Linked DNA regions of Homo sapiens: region 1 is linked to region 2. A link is an interaction called in ENCODE POLR2A ChIA-PET data of the cell type or tissue named here. Cell type or tissue: Panc1. All regions are shown on one strand. Each heading gives the region's core, and the rest is flanking DNA. Links, peaks and the distances in the headings are about the cores only.

Region 1 (11,352 bases), core at 2,144-10,143, 180 kb after region 2:
TGGCTGGATTAGGGTAATTACTGATATCTGAAATTGACATAAAAGTTTATTCCAGACATTTTCCTATGGAAAACTGTTAAATAGTGAGCGTTAAGGAGAATAAAGTGAGTTAAAATTTTAGAAAACATTCTTAAAACCTGAAAGAGTTTTTTTTCCTCTCTTGATACCTTTGGTAAAGAATTTTTAACCATGTTTTTAACTATAATTATTTTGCTTTCTACAGCTTTAAGTATGCAGTTGAAAGCATCAGAGAGAAGTTAAAGGCAAAGCCTTTGCTTTTACAGGTAAATTGGTTAATAGCATCAGCTTCTTCTCAGTTTCCTCATTAATTTATTTTGTGACAATATATACATTTCCAAAGCTATCTCATCATTTTTGAAGAAGTTGGGGTATAAATAGAAATAGCCACAGATTATAGTAATGGTGATAATAGACATTTTGGGGAAAATGGTACAATTAGAAAAGACTTGTCATCATTGTAGTTTTCAGTGAGTGATCATGTAATAATGTTAATCTCACTCTGACTTACAGTTACCAATTGGTGAAGCCAAAACTTTCAAAGGAGTGGTGGATGTAGTAATGAAAGAAAAACTTCTTTGGAATTGCAATTCAAATGATGGAAAAGACTTTGAGAGAAAGCCCCTCTTGGAAATGAATGATCCTGAATTGCTGAAGGAAACAACTGAAGCAAGGAATGCCTTAATTGAACAAGTAAAGTATAATGAATGATAAAATGAACACCAATGTGTGCACCACTTATCTTAAAATATAGTCATACTTTAGCATCTCTCGGGGATTGGTTGCAGGACCTCCTGTGGATACCAAAATCTGCAGATGCTCAAGTCCCTGATATAAAATGATGTAGTATTTGCATATAACCTATTGATGTCTTCCTCTATACTTTAAATCATTTCTAAATTACTTATAATACCTAATACAATGTAAATGCTATGTGCCATTTTTTGTTCATCTCTCTCTCCCACTAATCATCTACCTGTCCCCCAAATTATTATTTCAATATTTCTCTTTCATTTGCTTTTCGTTGAGATGGAGTCTTGCTCTGCGGCCTAGGCTGGAGTGCAGTGGCACAATCTCAGCTCACTGCAGCCTCTACCTCCCAGGTTCCAGTGATTCTCCTGCCTCAGCCTCCTGGGTAGCTGGGATTACAGGCACGCACCACCACTCCAAGCTAATTTTTTTATTTTTATTTTTTGGTAGAGATGGGGTTTCATCATGTTGGCCAGGCTGGTCTCGAACCCCTGACCTCAGGTGATCGCCCACCTCAGCGTCCCAAAGTGCTAGGATTACCAGCGTGAGCCACTGCGCCGGGCCTCATTTGCTTTTCTTTAGTTTACCATAAATCCTTAAAGAACTTAGGTTTACATGTTTTGAACTTTACATAAATGAAATGTTACTGTTTGTATTTTATGACATTGCTCAACATTGTTGGAACTTTATCCATGTTGCAAATATGTGTAGTTATAATCTATTCATTTCAATCTTGTATATTGTTATAATATATGATTTTACCACACTTTATTGGGTATTCTCCTGTGGATGGGCTTTGAGGTTGTTTCTCTTTTTTGCTGTTACAAACAATGTGGCTATGAACATTTTTGTATCTACTTGTGCACATGGGCAATAGTTTCTTTAGGATTAAACTAAGGAGTAGCATTGTTAGGTCAAAGGATATGCATGTCTTTTACTTTACTTTTCACCAGATGTCAAATTATTTAGAAAATTTTAAAACCATCAATTTTATAGTTGGTATATAGCTCTGGGCCTCATCCACCTTCAAAATTATAATCTTCAAAATAGCAAGATTGTTAATATTTGTAATTTTATATTATATTGTTAGTATATATGGCAATAAATAAAACATACCTTAATTTCTTGAATATTATGGTAGAGAAAAACGTTTGAATCAGAGCCCTTGATTTTTCACTTCTAAATTGAATTGGTCCAAATAAATTTATTCAGCATTCATTTTTTTTTCACTTATCTTTTGTACATAGTTTTTTTTTTTAAGTATAGTCATGTACTTCATGATGACATTTTAGTCAACAACAGACCACATGAATGTTGACAGTGCCATAAGATTATAATACTATATTTTTCCTGTACCTTTTCTATGTTGAGATACACAAATACTTACCATTGTGTTACAGTTGCCTACAGTATTCAGTACAGTAACATGCTGTATGGATTTGTAGCCTAGGAGTAATAGGCCATAGCCTTGGTGTAAAAGCAGGCTATGCCGTCTAGGTTTATGTAAGTACACTCTATGATGTTGGTAGAATGACGAAATCACCTAACACCACATTTCTCAGAACTTATCCCTGTCACTAACTGATTCCTGACTGTATGTAGTAATCATTGCAACTTTATCATTAACATAATAATTGTTATTTTTGTTATTGAGTTAATGAGGGCCTACTGTGTGCTAGGTTAAGTGCTTTACATATACTTTTTAATTAAACCCTCACAAGAACCTTATATTGTCCCTATTTTACAGATGGGGAAACAGCAGCTCAAATGCTTAAATAAGTTGTCACACAGCTAATAAAGTGGCTGAGCTAGAATCTGAACCCAGGTTAATCTGTTTAGAGCTAAAGCTCTTACCCGCTTTGTTATACTGCTTTTTTAATTTGGGGAGCATAGAAGATATAAAAGTGGAATTGACGTTTATTAATAATTCATTCCTCTTTGAGTTTGTTTGTGTTGTTTTAATACAGAAGAGCTATAAGAATAAACTTAAGAAGGATCTTGTAATCTAGTTGAGGAGCCAACACACACTTGCCCATGTCTCATGGTCTTCTAGGATGTGATAGTATGTGACAGAAATCTCAGAAAGAATCTGAGACTGTCAGTAGCTAATAATATGCTAATTATAAGAAATACATAAGTATGTATAAAATTTACAGAATAAGACTACTTCACACCCATTAGGGTGCCTACTGTCAAATACAGAAAATAGGTGTTGGCAAAGGTGTGGAGAATTATAACTTTGCGCACTGTTGGTAGGAATGTAAATGTTGCGGCCACTATGGAAAACAATATGGCGATTCCTCAAAAAATTAAATATGGAGTTACTATATTACCCAACAGTTCCACTTTTTGGGTATATACTCAAAAGAATTGAAAAGAGTCTCAAAGAGATATTTGCACACACATGTTCTTAGCAGCATTCTTCACAATAGCCAAAAGGTAGAAGCAACCCAAATCCATGGATCCAGAGTAATCAGATTCAGAGACAGAAAGTAGAATGGCAGTTGCCATGGGCTGGGGAAGGGCAGAGAGAATAGAGTGTTGTTTAATTAATGTATATGGAGTTTGTTTTGCAAGTTGAAAAGAGTTCTGGAGATTTATTGTGCAATAATGTGAAAGTACTTAACACTACTGAACTGTGCAAGAGTACAGTGGGCTGGGTGTGGTGGCTCATGCCTGTAATCCCAGCACTTTGGGAGGCTGAGGTGGGCAGATCACGAGGTCAGGAGTTTGAGACCAGCGTGACCAACATGGTGAAACCCTGTCTCTACTAAAAATACAAAAAAATTAGCTGGGCGTGGTGGCACGCGCCTGTAATCCTAGCTACTCAGGAGGCTGAAGCAGGAGAATCGCTTGAACCCAGGAAGCAGAGGTTGCAGTGAGCTGAGATCGCACCATTGCACTCCAGCCTAGGTGACAGAGCCAGACTCCGTATCAAAAAAAAAAAAGAGTACAATGGTAAACTTTATGTTGTGTATATTTTGCGATAATTTAAAATTTTCCTTTAAATTAGTGGATAAGATTAGTGTGGAATAGAATCAACTTCCAATATTGAAGGTGCACAGTAATAATAGCTAATACTTATTATACACTAGTATATATTCTTAAAGCATAATTTGAATTATTTAATCTTTATAACAGCCTCAAGAAGTAGATACTACTATCATCTTTGTGAGTTACTAAGGCAGAGAGGTGAAATAACTTGACCAAAATTTGAACAAGTGGGTAAGTGGTGGAACCATTTCTAGGTAGTCTGATTCCAGAAGCTGAGCTTAACCATCACATATAATGCTTTCCAGAAGGATGGTTAGGTACATTTCTGCTATACTTAATCCTGTTAACAGTGTGGTTTTTTTTTTTTTTACCAAGTTTGAACGTTTTGCTCCCTTGTACTGTTATATGCTTTTGAAGCTGTTTTATTAATTTGTCAGCTGAATGATCCCATTTCGTATAGTCGGATGGTCATGAAAAGAATGTGAAATAGACAATTGCATTTTTATTATTGAAATATTGCCTACGCCTCCCTTCCCTAACATAAATGTATTTCTTCAGTGCGGGATTACAGCAACATTAATTCTCTTAGTTTGACTGTCTTGGGAGATCTGGTGAACATTCAGAATATTAGAGGAAAACCAGATGAAACTTTTTTATAAACTAAAACCTCCAGATTTATCTAAGAAAGGCCAATCCATTGTATGTGCTATCATTGTAAGTTGCACATTTTCTTTGATTTCTTTTGAGCACACTGATAGCATTTAATTAAGATGCTTTATCAGGATCTGGCTTTCTGTGAATTTAGGAAACTCCTAATAGTATCTTTAGTTTTCCATTTCTTTTCCTTTCAAAGAAAAACATTTTTCTTTATCTCTTTAGAAGAAGTGAAGAGTTGCTTGGCCTAGGTAAGGTAGCTGTCTTGAAATATTTGAATATTGTCTGTTTATGGTGTTTGGACAAATTAATAGTTAATGAAAGTAAATGCAAGTTATAGAACTCTAAAACCTTTCTTTATAGGTTGCAGATTTGGATGATGAATTTGCTGACTTGGTTTTAGAAGAATTTAGTGAGAATTTTGATTTGTTACCAGCTGAAAAGGTAAATTTTATTATTCAATGGCTTTCACAAAATTTTACTAATTGGATGTAGTTTGATTTCTCTGCCTTTGATGTGTGTGCATTTTTTTTTTAAACTTTGCATATTATTAGAAAGTGGTAAGTTTAAAGTTAGGAGAACATTAAGTTAAAGTCACTACTAATACAATACTTATTGGCAGTGATTTATTACTTTCATATATACTTTACAAAATTAAAAATTGAATCTGTTTAACTTCTATTGAGTCTGCATCAGTTAACTACTCATTCTCTGTAGTCTTTTCATTCTGATAATTCCTCTAAGGATGTTTAGGGAAATCACAGAAAGTTTATATTAAAATTTACTGTTGTTTCAGGCTACTACAATTACCATTTTTCTGAGAACATTATTTTCTGAATCTTTTTAAATTTTTCATGGAAACTCATTACAGTTCTTTGTTTTTGTCTTTTGACATACAGTAAGCCAGAGAAGAGGCAATTAAAATATTGATAGTAACTGAATTATGACAGATTTCTTGAAGGAAACTCTGTTTTGTTCTGCCAGGGACTTTCCCCATGGAATTTGGCAAATTTACTGTTTATTTTTCTTTATGAAACGTAAGAGTTGCCAAGCAAAGTATTTCTAAGTAATAATCTGTAAAATGAGCCAAAGATGAGCCTAGCAAATTCACTTAGTAGTCATTAAAAGAATTAAAAACACAAGAGCTGAAACATGTTATTGAGCCACTCATAAGTTAGAATGAAAAAAAGTATTTTTTCTTTTGAATGAAATGTGAATTTTGAAACTGTTTATTTTTGAGTGTTTAAATGTGATATTTATTGTACCCTATCTTCACATAACATGATTTATGTTTTCAGAGAGCTCACAATCTAAAGTAGAATTGACCCACCAATAATAGCTTGCAAACACACTCAAGCTTTTCTTGTTTTTTGAAATCTTTCTAAAAATTTTCCTACTTGGATTTCTCATTTTTCCCTTAGGATTTTGTTTAATATGGATTTAATTTATTTGAAGAAATGGTAACTCAGATTTACATATTTTATTTATGATCAGTTCCTCTGTTAGACTATCAAGGTTAAATCACAAGTATATTCATTTATTCAAGAAATATTTTTAAGCACCTGTTTTAACCACTTTTCTTGTTGCTGGGGATTTAGCAGTATTTCCAGGGGTAATGCTTATATGGATTTTACATTCTAGCGAATAGGAGACAGATAAACTAATAAATATCTAACATCCAGATAGTGATGAGTGTTAAAAACTAAGCCAACAAAATGATGAAGGTGTGATGAGGAGTGCTGGTTACATGGCTGGTTAGAGAAAACCTCTAATTTTGAGCTTCTCGCCAAGACCAGTACACAAAATAAATGCTCATTTGTATCTCTGCTCTGTAGCTACAGACTGCAATACATAGAGTGACACTAGCTCAGACAGCAGTGCCTGTGCTTTGTGGAAGTGCCCTGAAAAACAAAGGGATACAGCCCTTGTTAGATGCTGTTACTATGTACTTACCTTCACCTGAAGAGCGTAACTATGAATTTCTGTAAGTATGCAATCACATATATTAAAATTCTATAGCTTTGAAGAAACAAGTAGGCAAATACTTTTATGAAAAGTAGTTAAATCACCATTTTTGAATAATAGTGGTGAGTGTTATTGCAAATGATGTAATAAGGAATCATAGTAATTTTTGCTTGAAAGGAACATTTTTCATCTCTTGTAAAAAGAGATGTCTTACACATAGAGCTAAGAGGTATGTCTTTTCACTGTGTAAAAGTGTAAGTGTTGACCCTGCCATCTTAGTCTTAGAAAAGTGATATCCTGGGGATGTTTGTTAAATATTCTATAGTTATATTCATCTGGATTTCAGGATTTTTCATAAGCTCAAAATATTTTGTGGCTATAAAGAAAGGTCATTGTTTTACTCCTATTGTCACTAAAAGCTTTGTACTTAAGTAATAAGTCCTTTAAAATCTGAGTAAGCAATGTGTAAAATGGCAGAGAAATGGACTTTAATTATCTTAATCCTGACATTAATAACTTTTCATATCTCTAAATTGGAGAGGCATGATGGTGAAGAGCACAGGCTTTGTACTATTGGATTTAAATCCTAGCTTTTCCAAGTTCCTTAACATCTCATCTATAAAATGCAAAGAATAGGACCTATCTCATGGTGTTCTTATAAGAATTAAATGATTAGTAAAGCACAAAGAACAGTGCCTGGTATAGTAAGCTCTATATTAGTATGTATTAAAGTTAAAAATTGGAGGGAATGGGAATAAGATTGGAGAAGTTCTGTCATAGAAGTGTTTAAACTACTTTAAGTCAGGAATTCCTTTGAAACTAATGAAAATATGGAGCTCTCCTTAGATGCGCAAAATTTGGCAATTGCAGGAGAACTCAATTCTAAAACTTACCAGTGATTACCAGTTTAAGAACATCATTCTGTTAAGAGTGTTGGTTATGTGAACAATTTCAAGTTTATAGTATAGATTTTTATGGTTATGTAATGGACAGAAAGTGGAAGGAGAGCGTAAAAGCAGTAATTGGAAAGTACCTATTTATTTACCCTGTGCAGATTTCTTGATAAGTAGTGTGATATTCCCAGGTATAGCCTTCATGGGGAGAGCTCTTGGCAATGAAATTATTCACAAATAGAAGTAATATTTGGAAGAGAATCTGTTATTTTTAGTTTTGAGGAATTAATGGTAAGATCTCCATTGAGTAATTTAGTCAATGGAAGAAGAGAGTTACGTAACAAAGACATTATTTAGTGGCTCTAAGTAGCTCTACTAGAAGATAAAATAGATCTTTGGGGACATTAAGGTTAAGTTTCTGCAGTTATGGGAAGTGTATTTTATAGGCCTTTTTGGAATGTTTATTTTATAGGCAGTGGTATAAGGATGACTTATGTGCATTGGCATTTAAAGTTCTCCATGACAAGCAGCGAGGACCACTGGTTTTTATGCGCATTTACTCAGGCACTATAAAACCCCAGTTGGCCATTCATAATATTAATGGAAACTGCACGTAAGTAGAAGCTTAGATTATTTTATAAAACTGTATGCACTTCTTTAAAAATACTTTTACTAACATAAAATTGTGATTTTACAGGGAGAGAATAAGTCGTCTGCTTTTGCCGTTTGCTGACCAACATGTAGAAATCCCTTCATTGACTGCTGGTAACATTGCTTTGACTGTTGGGCTTAAACATGTAAGTGACCAAATGATTTCTCTAGGAAATAACAGCTTAAATATTTAATTACAAGTAAGCAACTTGTAATATCAAAAACCCATAAACAATCCAAATGTCCATCAATAGTAGAATAAAGAATATTATGGCATATTTGTCAACATGGCTGAATCTCATACATTTACTAGGAAGAAAAGTAGATTACGGAAGACCACAGACGGGATGGATTGTATTCATATAAAGTTCAAATCCAAGTAAAATAACATACTGTTTATGGATATATATGTATATACATATATGTGTGTTTTAAGTTTATATAAAATATTGTTTTGTTCCCATTGGGTTTATTCCTATCTTGAGCATTGCAAAAAATTTAACCTAGACTTATAACTGATCAGGTTATAATGTTTTGTTAGTAAAGCCTCCATGAGAGCAAGGATTTTTGTCTTTTTTGTTCAATGCCCTACAGTCCATAGATCAGTGTTTGCATATAGTAGACACTCCATAGATAATTGTAGGATGAATCGATGAAAATACTTGATGTTGTATTTATTTTTCATGGGTTAAAACTAAGGATATTTCATTTATATGGATTAAATCAAATATTTTCTCATTGACCTTTATGTAGTAAGCATTGTTATTTTAAACATTTTAACTCTTCATGACTAGTTTCAAGTTTGAAGATCCTTCAGTAGAAAATTCCTATAGGCTGGTCACTGGACTTCTGGCATTGGAATGTCCCCTCTATCTCCCTGAAGGCAGGAGCTCCTTGTATGTATTTGAAGAAGCTCTACAAATACATTGGGACTATTGCTTCAGTAGGATTGTTTTTACAGAGAAGGAAACTGGCACAGAACTTCACAATATAAAAGTTTAGAAGTGAAATTACAGTTTTTAAAAGATAATTGGGCTCTACATGGAAGCCAGCAATCTGCACAGTTAAGGGTATTCTGGTTAATTATATATTTTAGTTAATAGGAGATTTTCTGTAAAAAAGGAATAAATTCTTATGGGTGGTAGAACACTCTAATGGACTTCTCCCTAACCTGTCTTGTCATGATTGAAAATTTAGGAAGGTACATTTGTTTTGCCAAATGATTTTGGATGTGTATGTGTGTGTGTTTTATTGTTTGTTAGAATTTATTACAACAGTATTTTGGATAGAATTCTTATGCAAGTTAAATTAGCTTTACTTATGCAAAGTTATTAATGAGCTTTTTGAATTTTATTTCTCTTTTAAGTTCTGATGAAAAGAAAGGGCCACAAAAAAGTTTTCTTATATTGTGGTTCTTGGTGTAAGATGAGCGCTTGCTAAATGCCACTTTCGTTCCAAGTCATCTTGTTTGCTTGCAGACTGCCACTGGAGACACCATTGTCTCATCCAAGTCCAGTGCATTAGCTGCAGCTCGTAGAGCCGAACGGGAGGGAGAAAAGAAGCACAGACAAAACAATGAAGCAGAGAGACTTTTATTGGCTGGAGTGGAGATTCCAGAACCTGTTTTCTTCTGTACCATAGAACCCCCATCACTGTCTAAGCAGCCAGGTATAAATGGTCTTAGTGTGTCAACTAATTAGTGCGCTGATAATTTATATAAAATAGTTGCAATATACCCTCAAGAGATTTCTTATGTGATTGAGGTAAATTTTATCTGAATATATTGGTAAACATTTCTTGTGGTTGGTCTTGTTTTTTAAGATGTTTTGATTTTTACAAATGCCTTCATTTTTTTCTCTTCTTATTTCTTGGCCATTCTTCTCATATTATATTCTTCCTTACTCTTGTAGTGCTATCTATGGGATTCTAAGTAATTGGCCTTAGAACTGCCCTTCTAGTATATTAGATTAGACAGTAACTGATTCATAACCAATTCAGTTTGTCATCATCATGTATAAAAATGCTGTTTTACCTTGTTTTCTACCTCAACCTCTAGAACTCAATGAAGATATTTATATACTGTGGATAATCTTGTTTGACCTTTTGTTAGTAACTTTGTTCTTTAGCATTTTAGCTCAGATTTTTTTCAGTGGCTTCTCATTACTTCTAGCACACACCCAAACTCTTTAGTGTGGTATGTAAAACCCATGATTCCAATTATAATTTCCAATTAGATTTGGTTACATATAGCAGAAAACCCCCAAATAACAATTGCTTTAATAGGACAAAAATTTATTTCTCTCTATCTCCTAACAGAAGCCTTGAATTGGTAGTCAGGGATTAGAGTGGCTCCACAATGTTATCAGGGATCCAGGCTCTAATCTTTTTGTCCTGCCTGAGTGCATAGCTCCTGGAGCCTTGGGCATCACCTTGGAGTTCCTGACAACAGAAAGGAGTAAGGGGAAGGAAGAAGATAATACCCCTTTTCTCTTAAGATTTCTTCTATGTCATTGGCCAGCACTGAGACATATGGCAGCCTGTTGCAAGGAAGTCTGGTAAAAGCAGCCTTTTAAGTAGGCAGCAGCAGAGTAGAGTGGAAGGCTGCTAGTAGTCTCTGCCACAGCCTTCTTGCCTGGCTTCATTTCTTGTGAAACTTCCGCCTTCATTTTGACCCTCTTCTTTAACCCAAATTAGAATAAAACTATAGTACCTAGCCACACCTTATGCTCCCACAGTAAAATAATTGTGATTTCCTGAAGGTACCGTGCTCTTTTTTGCATCGCTATTTCTTTTCTTCTGTTCTCTCTTGCATTATAATAGTAGCCCATGAACTTAACCTGCCTGGAAAAGGTTTACCCTTTCTTTAGGTCTCACCTCAAGCATCACACTTTATGAGGCTCTCACTGAATTCCTATATTAGACTGTTTGTTTAAGGACAGACCTTCTAGTTCTAGAAGTGGCATTAGAAGCCCTCTTTCCTTTGAAAACAAGTTGGACTCACAGATTATGGGAGAACAAAAGCAATCTCTATTGCCTCCCCTTGTCTTCCTGAGGACCCTGTAGGGAGAAAGAAGGAAGATCCCTAGCCCAGTAGAGGTTACAGTTGCTCACCTCCCCAAATGGAGTTCACATGAAAGAAATCTGAATATAGATGTAAGACAGCCCCCAGTACTGAAGGAAACTGAAACTGAGTCTTTTTGTGTCCACTTGCTGAAGGAATAGCATTTAAGTTAAAATGGGCCTAACAGCAATTTTTCTGTTACTTTAAATGCCTTGAGGACAGTTAAGTATAGTTTTTATTCTAGTGGAAAAGGATCAGGTGATGATGCATCTGGCTGCCTAAGTATATCAAAGTTAACCAAGCTGGTTGTATCAGGAGTGGCCAGGCATTTAAGAGCAGGGGCTGCCCAAACAAAGTAACCCATGG
Region 2 (11,352 bases), core at 2,169-10,168:
TCCACTTCTACAAGGTATCTAGAACAACTGAATTCATAGAAAAAGAAAATAGTAGTTTCCAGGGGCGGGCTGGGGACAGGGAGACGGGGATTATTGCTTAATGGTGACAGAGTTTCTGTTTCAGGAAATAAAGTTTCAGAAATAGTGGTGATAGTTACACGACATGGTGAATGTACTTAATGCCACTGAATTGGACACTTAAAAATGGTTAAAATGGTAAGCCTCATGTTCTGTATAATTTACCACAATTTTTTTTATTTTTTTATATTATTTATTTATTTATTTATTTTTAGATGGAGTCTCGCTCTGTCACCCAGGCTGGAGTGCGGTAGCGTGATCTCCACTCGCGGCAACCTCCGCCTCCCGGATTCAAGCGATTCTCCTGCCTCAGCCTCCCGAGTAGCTGGGATTACAGGTGCATGCCATCACGCCCGGTTAATTTTTGTATTTTTAGTAGAAACGAGGTTTCACCATGTTGGTCAGGCTGGTCTCAAACTCCTGACCTCCTGATCCTCCTGCCTCGGCTTCCCAAAGCTCTGGGATTACAGGCGTGAACCATCGGGCCTGGCCAATTTACCACAATTTTAACAAGACAGCAGGAACTCAAGATGGCTCAGGGAGGAGCTGATGCCCTCGGGAGAGCTGACATCTTCAGCCCTCACTCCACAGTTCTCTGGGCTCCTACCCTTGTTTCATTTCCCTCACTTTTTTTTTTTTTGAGACGGAGTCTCACTCTCTCGCCCAGACTGGAGTGCAGTGGCGCGATCTCTGCTCACTGCAAGCTCCGCCTCCCGGGTTCACGCCATTCTCCTGCCTCAGCCTCCTGAGTAGCTGGGACTACAGGCACCCGCCACCGCACCCGGCTAATTTTTTGTATTTTTAGTAGAGACGGGGTTTCACCGTGTTAGCCAGGATGGTCTCGATCTCCTGACCTCGTGATCCGCCTGCCTCGGCCTCCCATAGAGCTGGTCCCTCACTTTTTACTAACTCAGCCACATGTGTTTTTAAAAATTGTATTTTATGTAGCATTTATATTTTTATAGCGGAAATAGTTTTCAACATATTTATCATATTGCCAGTAATGTAAATATTCCCAACTTATTTTTTTAATTCTTCTGAAGTCCCATTATGTGTTTTTTTTTAAAGTCTACTAGATATATTGTTATATTTTGTTAAAATCCCATGGCATTGGAGAGTATGTATATAGTACATTCCCACTTGTGTTTTAGTAAAGGGGGTCAGAGACGGATTTGGACTCACTATTTTTACGCAAATAATATGCTAGTGGAGTACATCTGTAACTGCTAACAGTTTCTTCTGGAGAGAGAGAAAGGAGACCTAGGGATCTGAGGTAAGAGGAACAGTGGTTTTTGGACTGCTTTCATCTTTTACCGTGTGTGTGTGTGTGTGTGTGTGTGTGTGTGTGTGTGTGTGTGTGTGTAGTTTTCACTTAAAAAAAAAACTAATTAATTTTGGCCAGGCGCAGTGGCTCACACCTGTAATCCCAGAACTTTGGGAGGCTGAGCTGGGCGGATCACCTGAGGTCAGGAGTTCAAGACCAGCCTGACCAACATGGTGAAACTCCAGCTCTACTAAAAATACAAAAATTAGCTGGGCATGGTGGTAAGCCTCTGCTAAGCTACTCAGGAGGCTGAGGCAGGTGAATCACTTGAAACCAGGAGGCAGAGGTTGCAGTAAGCAGAGATCACGCCATTGCACTCCAGCCTAGGCAACAGAGTGAGACTCTGTCTCAAAAAAAAAAAAAAAAAAAACCTAATTTTTTGAAAGGTACTCCAACTTCCAGTTTTCCACAGAAAATACATTAAATACAAAAAAATTAGCCAGGTGTGGTGGCGGGCGCCTGTAGTCCCAGCTACTCGGGAGGCTGAGGCGGGAGGTTTGCTTGAGCCCAGGAGGCTGGAGGTTGCAGTGAGCCCAGATTCTTCCACTGCATTCCAGCCTGGGTGACAGAGTGAGACCCTGTCTTAAAACAAAACAAAAACAACTAAAAGTTTCTCAGAATAAAAAAATATATATTTATTTGAGTGAGTCTGAACTGTAAAGCCTGAGATAGAACTATCTCCAAAAGATACAATGAGAAAAGCTAGTTTTAGAACAATATCTATAAATAGTATGGCTCTAAGTTTAAAAATGTAAAATCCAAACTAATGTTTTATAATAAGACTATATATTACTTGTTTAATTTTTTTGATGGAATATTTATTGTCTAAATTTTGGTAAATGCAGAGAAGTTTAAGGAAGGAAATAGAAAATGGCTCAATACACTTCCCCACAAAAATAATACCTGTTAGCATTCCAGCTTCATCTTTCTTTCTTCTTTCATGTCTTTCCTCCTTCCTTCCCTCTCTTCCTTCCAACCTTGCTTCCTTCTCTTTCTTTCCTTTCTTCCATCTGTCATGTATATATATAAATTACAGTTGTAATTGATCTATGTTCTGCTTTACTCCCTTCACATATAAGTATTCTGCCATGTTGGCCGGGTGCAGTGGCTCACTCCTGTAATTCCAGCACTTTGAGAGGCCAAGCGGGCAGATCACAAGGTCAGGAGTTCGAGACCAGCCTGGCCAACATAGTGAAACCCCATCTCTACTAAAAATACAAAAAATTAGCCAGACATGGTGGCAGGCGCCTGTAATTCCAGCTATTCAGGAGGCTGAGGCAGGAGAATCACTTGAACCCGAGAGGCGGAGGTTGCAGTGAGCCAAGATGGCTCTGTTGCACTCCAGCCATGGTGACAAGAGTGAATCTCCATCTCAAAAAAAGTATTCTTCCATGTCAATAAATATTAATTGAAACCACAATTTTAAGTAAGTAATATCACTTTATATGAATATATAATTTACTGAACTATCTTCTTTTTTTGGCTTGTTTTTTCTACTGTATAACTTGATGAAAATCCTAATATGCGAAACCTATCTGTATTTTCTATCTTTCCTACTGGAAAATTTCCTAGAAGTGGAATTACTGGGTCAGGAAATATGAACATTTTAAAGAAATTGTAAGGCCTAATTTTTTCCCCAATAAGTGGTTGTACTCATTGTTGTGTCCATATACACTCCTACCAAACATACAGGAATGCCTGTTTTCTTCATCTTGACACTGGGACTAGTCCTTTTTAAAATTCTTTAAGACAAACACATCCTTTAATTTAAATTTATTTTTCTTTTAGAGAGAGATGAGGTCTTGCCCCTTTGCCCAGGCTGGAGTACAGTGGAATGATCATAGCTCACTGCAGCCTCAAACTCCTGGGCTTGAGCAATCCTCCTGCCTCATCCTCCAAAGTAGCTGAGACCACAGATGCGTGCCACCACCACCACACCAGTTTTGTTTTGTGTTTTGTTCATTTGTTTGTTTGTATAGACAGGGTCTCACTTTGTTGCCCAGGCTGGTGTTAAATTCCTGGTCTTGATCTTCCTGCTTTGGCATCCCTAAGTACTGGGATTACAGCCATCATGCCCCGCCTAAATCTCTTTACAAGAGATATTGAAAAATTTTAGACATTTATTGAATATTTGTATTTTTACATTTTTAACATTTAACATGTTAAAAATAACATTTTAAAAATATTTCCAAATAATAATAATTCTTTCACTTTGAAGTGGGGGGGGGGGGGATGTGCGCGCACGCATGCGTGTCTATTTCTAGGTGCTGAAAGATAAAGTACACAGAGTTACCACAAGAGGTCCCTAGCACACAAATTATATTGAAATCTTAAGCCTTCTTGAACTTAATTCCCAACAAGCCAGGATCTCCATAACCAGATAGGTTCATTAATTCCGAATTTTAGGGGCTCCCAACAATTGGCAACAGTGTACTGAAGAGAACAAGGGACAGTAGCTCGGCAATTCAGAAAGTGGGGTTCAAGCAGTGGTTTATTCCTCTGCATGCCACCCGGGCCCTCCTTCATTTCCCCACCTCGACCTCCTGTAACTTGATTCTTGTCAGATATATTCACTCTGAAATTTCAAAAGAAATAATCACTTCATGTCTGGGATGCCCTTCAGTCATTCATTTGATTGTTCATCGAATATTTATTACTCTGCGTAGTTAATCATTGAATGATGGTTTTTATTTTCTTTTAACAGAAAAAATTAGCTGCTATGTGCCACTGTCCTAGGTACTGAGAATATAATGATGAGCAAAACCAGACACTGTCCCCAGCCTTACAGAGCTCACACCTGTGACATCCATCCTAGCATATATAAGCAGACTTTCAGAAAATTCACCCTAACAGACGGCTTTGCCTTGTTAGGAGACATCATGCGCAGCCCACAAGGGATGTGTCTGCTGCTCTAAGATCCAGAACATTGTCTCTGTGACCCATGACTACATCCTACTGTGTCGTGAGTATTAAGCCATCTAGCTATGTATGAGATAAGGCTTTTAAAATTTCTTTCTAAAAAACTTTACAGTGTAATATACCTATACTGTAAAGAGTTCAGATTATATGGAAAAGTAAGTAACCAAATGAAAATCACCCATAGTCACAATCTTCAGATAGTTATTTTTAACAGAACTCTTTTTTATAAACAAATCATTATATATCTACACATTTGACATTCATTGACTACTCACTATGTAGAAAGCATATCCCAAAGCTGTGTCTTATTTTACTTAGGTTGCCAATAACAAAAATCATAGGCTGGGTGGCTAAAACAGTAGCAAGTTATTTTCTCATCATTCTGCGGCTAGAAGTCCAAGATCAAGGTTCTGGTCAATTTGGTTTCTGGTGATGGGTCTCTTCCTGCCACCTTCTCACTGTGTCCTCATACGGCCTTTCCTGGGTATGTGAATGGAGAGAGCCTGAGAAAAAACTCTTCTTAGTGTCTCTTTTTATAAAGACACTAATCCTATTGAATCAGAGCCCTCCCTTAAGACCTCATTTAACCTAAATTACTTTGTTACTCTAAATCCTGAAGGTTAGGGCTTCAATATATGAATTTGGGGATAGGGGGACACAAACATTCAGTTCGTAACAGGCTGCAAAGTCTCTGCAAATGAACAAGGCACACTCTTTGCCCGCTTTTCACTTATGCAAGAGTCCATGGTGCAAACTATGTTTCTGCCTCTTTGTGTTTTGTTTACCTTATTATCTTTTGCAATTTCCACCAGTGCCAGATAGACGAGGTTAGGAAAGGAAGGGAGAATCAAGAAAATTTTACTTTCCTCTCGGTTTGGAAAATATTCTGTAGAAAAGGAGGTTGATGCTCTCAGCTACTCCAAAGATCCTTAAAAGATAATGGTGAAGCATTTGCCATGTCTCCTTCTCCAGTGTCCTGGCTGTCCTCTGGGGCTTCCCACAAGGGTTGGGGTTGTTCAGTACATATCATGGGCCCCTCTTTACACTGATCTACTCTAGAAAGGAGCAATAATTCCAAATTCCCCTACTTTAGGGCAAGGCCAGGACTTGGAATGAGTTTCCCGATGGAGCCTGCCACTCACTGGGTCCTTTGTGGGAATCAGCACATGGAGAAGACTAAGTTTTATGGACTGAATTGTGCCCCTCCCCCCAGAAAATCATGCTGGAATCCTAACCCACAGTGTCTCAGGATAGGACTGTACTGAAGATATGATGATTAAATTAAACAAGTTGATTAAATTAGGATGAGGTCCTATGGGTGGGCCCTAATCCAAAGTGCATGTGTCTTTATAAGAAGAGGACATCTGGACACACAAGGAGACACACAAGACATGTGTGCATACAGAGGAAAGGCCACATGAGAACACAGCAAGAAGGCAGTCATCTGCAAGCCAAGGAGAGAGACAGAAGAAACCAACCCTGCTGACACTTTGACATTGGACTTCCAGTCTCCAGAACTATGAGAAAATGAATTTCTGTTGTTTAAGCTACCCAGTCTGTGGTACTTTGTTATGGCAGCTCTAGAAAACCAATGCACCAAGCTATAGTGCGGAGTCAAAAACGTTCCTGTCTCGTCTGTGTAACTTCATGTCTAATTTGCAGTGAGTGAAAGTAAAGGTGAGGAAGATGGATGTGACTAGGTCACTGTCTTAGTCCATTTTTGCTATAACAGAATACCACAAACTGCATAATTTATAAACAGTAGAACTTTATTTGGTTCATGATTCTAAGGGCTGGGAAGTCCAAGATCCAGGGGCTGCGTTTGGTGAGGGCCTTCATACTGGTCATCTCATTGGCAGGAAGTGGAAGGGCAAGAGAGCATGTGCTAGAGAGAGCAAGCAAACAAGACAGCTGAACTCGCTTATATAACAAACCCACTCTCATCATGACTCACCCACTCCTGAGATGGCAACATTAATCCATCCATGAGGCCAGAAGGCCTCAAGATCTAATCACCCCTTAGGAAGGCCCACCTCCCAACACTGTTGCATTAGAGATTATGTTCTCAACACATGGACTTTGAGGGACACATTCCAATCACAGCAGCCGCTAAGGAAAGTGAACATAGGGCTGGATTTATTTGTTCAGCAAACATTTCCTAATGACTCACACTGTTGTGAGTAGCATTGAGTGAAATACGGTCTCTACTCTTGAGCAGCTCATGACCCAGCAAACCAATTATCAGAGTGTGGCATGAGAAGTGCCACCTAAGAGAGAGATAAACTGGAGAAACTATAGGAAAAGAGAAGAGGAGACCAGAAAGACTTGTGAGAAGAAATTACACTGCTGTTGAAGTCTGAAAGAAAACTAGGATCTAGTTTGGAAGGAAAGAAAAACAGCAATCCAGGAAAAAACAAACAAACAAACGTGTGCAGAGCTGTATGGACTTGTGACAGCATGGTAAATTTAGAGACTTGCAGGTATGCCTGGAGCAATGGGGCCTGAAGGAGAGAGAAGGGGGATAGTTTTAGAAAGAGTCAGGGGCCAAATCCTGAAGGGCCTTGTGTGTAGATACTATCATTGACCTAGCGCTTATTCATTCTCCCCATCTTCCTTATAGTAAAAAACAAAACAACCACTGGAAAAAAAATCCACTGCTTAGTATTTATATTCCCTATGTTCCCTTGCTGTTAAGGTAGCTGTGACAACAGTTCTGGCAAAAGTGCAAGTCTACTGGGAATTTCTAGAAATGTTCTACTTTCCTGATCAGAAACCATCTTCCCTTCTCACTTCATCTTCCTACCTGGAATGCAGCTTTGGGGGTGTACCTGGATCCTTGATAACTTCTTCAAGCTGCTGCCTCTTGCTCTGTACTGTTCATTTCTCTTTGGTTAAGCTACTATGTTTGGGTTTTTCTGCTACCTACAGCCAAACACCATCCTGATATCACTGGTTTTACAGAAATTCAGGTAAAGAAGCTGTGAGAATGTGGTCACCCACTCTGGATAAAGATGGTGAAATGAAGTCTTCACAGCTAGAAGTCAGGAAACTTCCTGTCTTATCTGTATAACTTCATGCAGTGAAACTAGGGGTGACAGGGTCAATTCACAAATTATTAAGAAACTCAAAAATTATTAAGAAAGCAGAATCAATAGAATTTGGTGATTAATTGGATGTGACCTATTGGGAATTATCATCAAGAGATGACTTTTCTCGCCTTCTAAGTTCCTGAACTACAAATTCCACTTTCCTCTTACTTATTTTTTCCAACTCAATGTTTTTTCTTTCTCTCAGCATTTTCCATTCCCCATTTCAAGAAGCTGGCCAGTTTTAAATGTGTCTTTGTTCAGGGGCATTTGTGTAGTTGGACCTGAAAGAGATGTTGCACAAGACAGCCCCCTCTCCTGGCTTTTATTTTGAAAAATCTTCATTTGTCTTGGGAGTATGCTGGTCATTTTCTAGGGACAGGAGAGTGACCACTCACTGCCTTCAAGCAAGGAATCAAACCCAATGAGATAAGCTAGAGGGATTTGCTGAGACTAAAACAGGGAATGAGGGAATATAGCCTCCTCTGGTGTTTCCAGCTTCAGTGAGAGATCCCAGCTGGTGGTTCAAGCTGCTAATCTAGGACTCACCTTCACTCACCCCTCTCCAGTATTTCCTCCCACATTTAGCCCATCACCTACTCCTTTCTATTTTATTCTCTGAATATCTCCTGTGTCCCTCCATTTCTTTCAAACTCCACTGCCACAATCACCCAACCATACTCCATAAAATGATCTTTTCAAATTTGGAGTATTTTATAAAGTATGCAAATATTTTAATGGCCTCCTTTTGCTCTTAAAATAGACCAAAGTGTGGCTCATGCCTGTAATCCCAGCACTTTGGGAGGCCAAGGCAGGTGGATCACTTGTGGTCAGGAGTTCAAGACCAGCCTGCCCAACATGGCAAAACCCTGTCTGTACTAAAAAATACAAAAATTAGCCAGGTGTGGTGGCACATGCCTGTAGTCCCAGCTACTCATGAGGCTGAGGCAGGAGAATCGCTTGAACCTGGGAGGTGGAGGTTGCAGTGAACTGAGATTGCGCCATTGCACTCCAGCGTGGGAGACAGAGCAAGACTCCATCTCAAAAAAAAAAAAAAACACACACACACACAAAAAAAACGTAGACCTCCAGTGACTGACCTCTGTCTAGTTCACCAGCCTCACTTCTCTATTCTCTGCCCCAACTCTAGCCATGGTGACCTTGTAGCAACCAGAATGCTCTTTCCCTCCTCACAGAATTTCCCCTAGCTGCCCTCTGGTCAGATCTACTTAACTGCCACACCCATTCTGTGCATACACCACACACACACACACACACACACACACACACACACACACACACCCCTTGGCCACCTTCATTCATTCTTCAGGTTCCAGCCCAAATGTCATTTCTTTAGAGAAGCCTTCCCTGACCCCCCACCCTACTCCCCTAAATCAGGGACCCTGCTTTAAGTCATGGGTTTCTTTTTTTTCTTTTTCTTTTTTTTTTTTTTTTTTTGAGTCAGGGTCTCACTTTGTTGCCCAGGCTGGAGTACAATGGCACAATCACAGCTCAAGGCAACCTCAACCTCCTGGGCTCAAGCAATCCTCCCACCTCAGCCTCCCAAGTAGCTGGGACTATAGGCACACACCACCATGCCTGGCTAATTTTTGTATTTTTTGTAGAGGGGTTTTGCCTTGATGCCTAGGCTGATCTCAAACTCCTGGGCTCAAGCAATCCACCTGCCTTGTCCTCCCAATATGTTAGGATTACAGGCATGAACCACCAAACCGGACCTATGGGTATCTTTCACAGTATGTTTTCATGATATCTTTGTGTGATTATGTGATTGTTGTATCCCCTATCTATCTATCATGAGCTCCACATGAATGGGACTGCACGCATTATTTTATCTCCAGGGTCTGGTAGTGCAGACCTTACTGCCCAGGTTAGGTACATGGGCAGTAAGTCCCTGATGGAGATTTGTTGAATACCAAAAAATAAGAGAAGGAAAGAGAGAGTCTAAAATGATTACAGGCTTCTGGTGCAAGCAACCAAGTGAATTGTGAAATGAGATTCAGTTCAATTCATTTTAATTCTTTTATGAAATAAAGCACAAGAATATATGCATGCTTGATACAGAGAGTTGAAAGAGGAACATTACCCTCTCGCTCTCTAAGGATTCCCACTGGCTTCTCTGTGGATGGAGATTGCCATTCTATTATAACATGCAGCACACCCAGGCAGAAATAAACTGTCAAGGCAGAATTCTGAAAGGGCAGGCTGAATTCGCTTGTTTAGGGGATTTAATCTAGACCATAGATAGATAGAATGATTCCTAGAAAGGTTACCTTGAGATTTTATGAAGATGACAAAAAACTTATTGATATTTAAAAACATTAAGTGGACTTTGGATAATAATGATGTGTCAGTGTAAACACATCAATTCTAATAAATTATAACAAATTATAAAACTCTGGTGCCAGATGTCAGTAGTGGGGATAGCTGAAGAGGGGTTGCAGGGCCTTATAGGGGCTCTCTGTCTTTTTTGCTCAATTTTGTTGTGAACCTAAAACTGCTCTTTAAAAAAAAATTAAAAACCAATGTGTTAAAAGTAATTTACATAAAAAGATAAAATCATTATTCTTATTCAGAAAAAAAATGAACATGTTAAAGATTTTGCTTAACTCAGAATTCAGGAATCAGTCTAGTATTAAAACTGGTTCATGTGCTCGCTTTGGCAGCACATATACTAAAATTAAAATCGTTTCAAAGGAGAAGTCAGGCTGGGTGCTGTGGCTCACACCTGTAGTGCCAGCACTTTAGGATGCAGCAGTAGGAGAATCACTTGAGGCCAGCAGTTTGAGTCCAGCCTGGGCAACATAGTGAGACCCTATCTCTTCTAATAAAAAATAAAAAGGCCAGGCGCAGTGGCTCACACCTGTAATCCCAGCACTTTAGGAGGCTGAGGTGGGCAGATCACAAGGTCAGGAGTTCGAGACCAGCCTGGCCAAAATGGTGAAACCCCCATCTCTACTAAAAATGCGAAAATTAGCCAGGCATGGTGACGGATGGCTGTAGTCCCAGCTAGCTACTCGGGAGGCTGAGGAGGGAGAATCGCTTGAACCCGGGAGGCAGAGGTTGCAGTAAGCCGAGATCGCACCACTACACTCCAGCCTGGGCAACAGAGTGAGACTCTGTCTTAAAAAATAAAATAAATAAAAAATAAACTTAAAAAAAGGAAAAGCCAAAGAGCAGACACATTTATTTAGCCGGAATATTGCAATGAATGTGCAAATGCAGGCAACACTCACTTCCTCCACAGTGGGGGAAAGAAGTCAGTTGCACTTCTGCTGGACAGGACAGAATTTGCATGTCTATAGACAAAAACCATTTTGCATTTGTATCTGCTACCTATAAGATACAGTGTTGTACAATAACTCCCAAGGAATTAGAATCTGCCATGTAGAAAAGCATGCTATAATTTGCCACTGAAGCACACGTCTTCCTCTACACATACGTACAACAAAGCATTAAGGCTGGATGGCCCCAAGGTAAGGAGAATTCACTGTGTCTGCACAGACTTTGTGTAGTCTAATCAGGATGGTTTCTTGGGCGTCCCTCAGAACTTCTATCTGACATGATCTGATAGATGTAGGAAAATTGAACAGTGCCCTGACATTTCTGCTAAAGCATTGTATTTACTCCCTGGGCAGCAGCAAGGCACTAACTTCTTCGTTCTGGACTTATTTATTTTTTTAAACAGCTTTGCTGGGGGTATAATTTACATACCATAAAACTCACTTGTTTTGATTTGCTAGCAAGATGACTGAATAGGAACAGCTCCAGTCTGCATCTCCCAGTGAGATCGACACAGAAGGCAGGTGATTTCTGCATTTCCAACTGAGGTACACAGTTCATCTCACTGGGACTGGTTGGACAGTGGGTGCAGCCCACAGAGGGCGAGCTGAAGCAGGGTGGGGCATCACCTCACCTGGGAAGTAC

Evidence for each region. Peaks named below come from ENCODE experiments on the same cell type or tissue, not always from the same donor. Only the 100,000 strongest peaks of a DNase experiment are listed, where the experiment ranks them.
Region 1: POLR2A ChIA-PET joins it to region 2 with 10 read pairs; 3 of 35 experiments call an interaction of 5 or more read pairs at or near these places.

The regions. Positions count from the first base shown.
Region 1 is chr5:74,735,037-74,746,388 of GRCh38, reverse strand. It overlaps GFM2 (GTP dependent ribosome recycling factor mitochondrial 2), which reads left to right. Exons shown (of 21, transcript NM_032380.5): 9 at 224-284; 10 at 532-711; 11 at 4,780-4,860; 12 at 6,252-6,400; 13 at 7,747-7,887; 14 at 7,972-8,071; 15 at 9,404-9,593. Among named protein-coding and RNA genes, the nearest start is that of GFM2, 26 kb to the left of the region's middle. In Panc1, for the core only: no CTCF peak of the experiment used is centred there; no DNase peak of the experiment used is centred there.
Region 2 is chr5:74,912,041-74,923,392 of GRCh38, reverse strand. No RefSeq gene overlaps it. Among named protein-coding and RNA genes, the nearest start is that of FAM169A, 51 kb to the right of the region's middle. In Panc1, for the core only: CTCF peaks have their summits at 3,485 and 3,692 (motif pointing right); DNase peaks (open chromatin) are centred at 3,698 and 6,442; H3K27ac peaks cover 1,116 bases.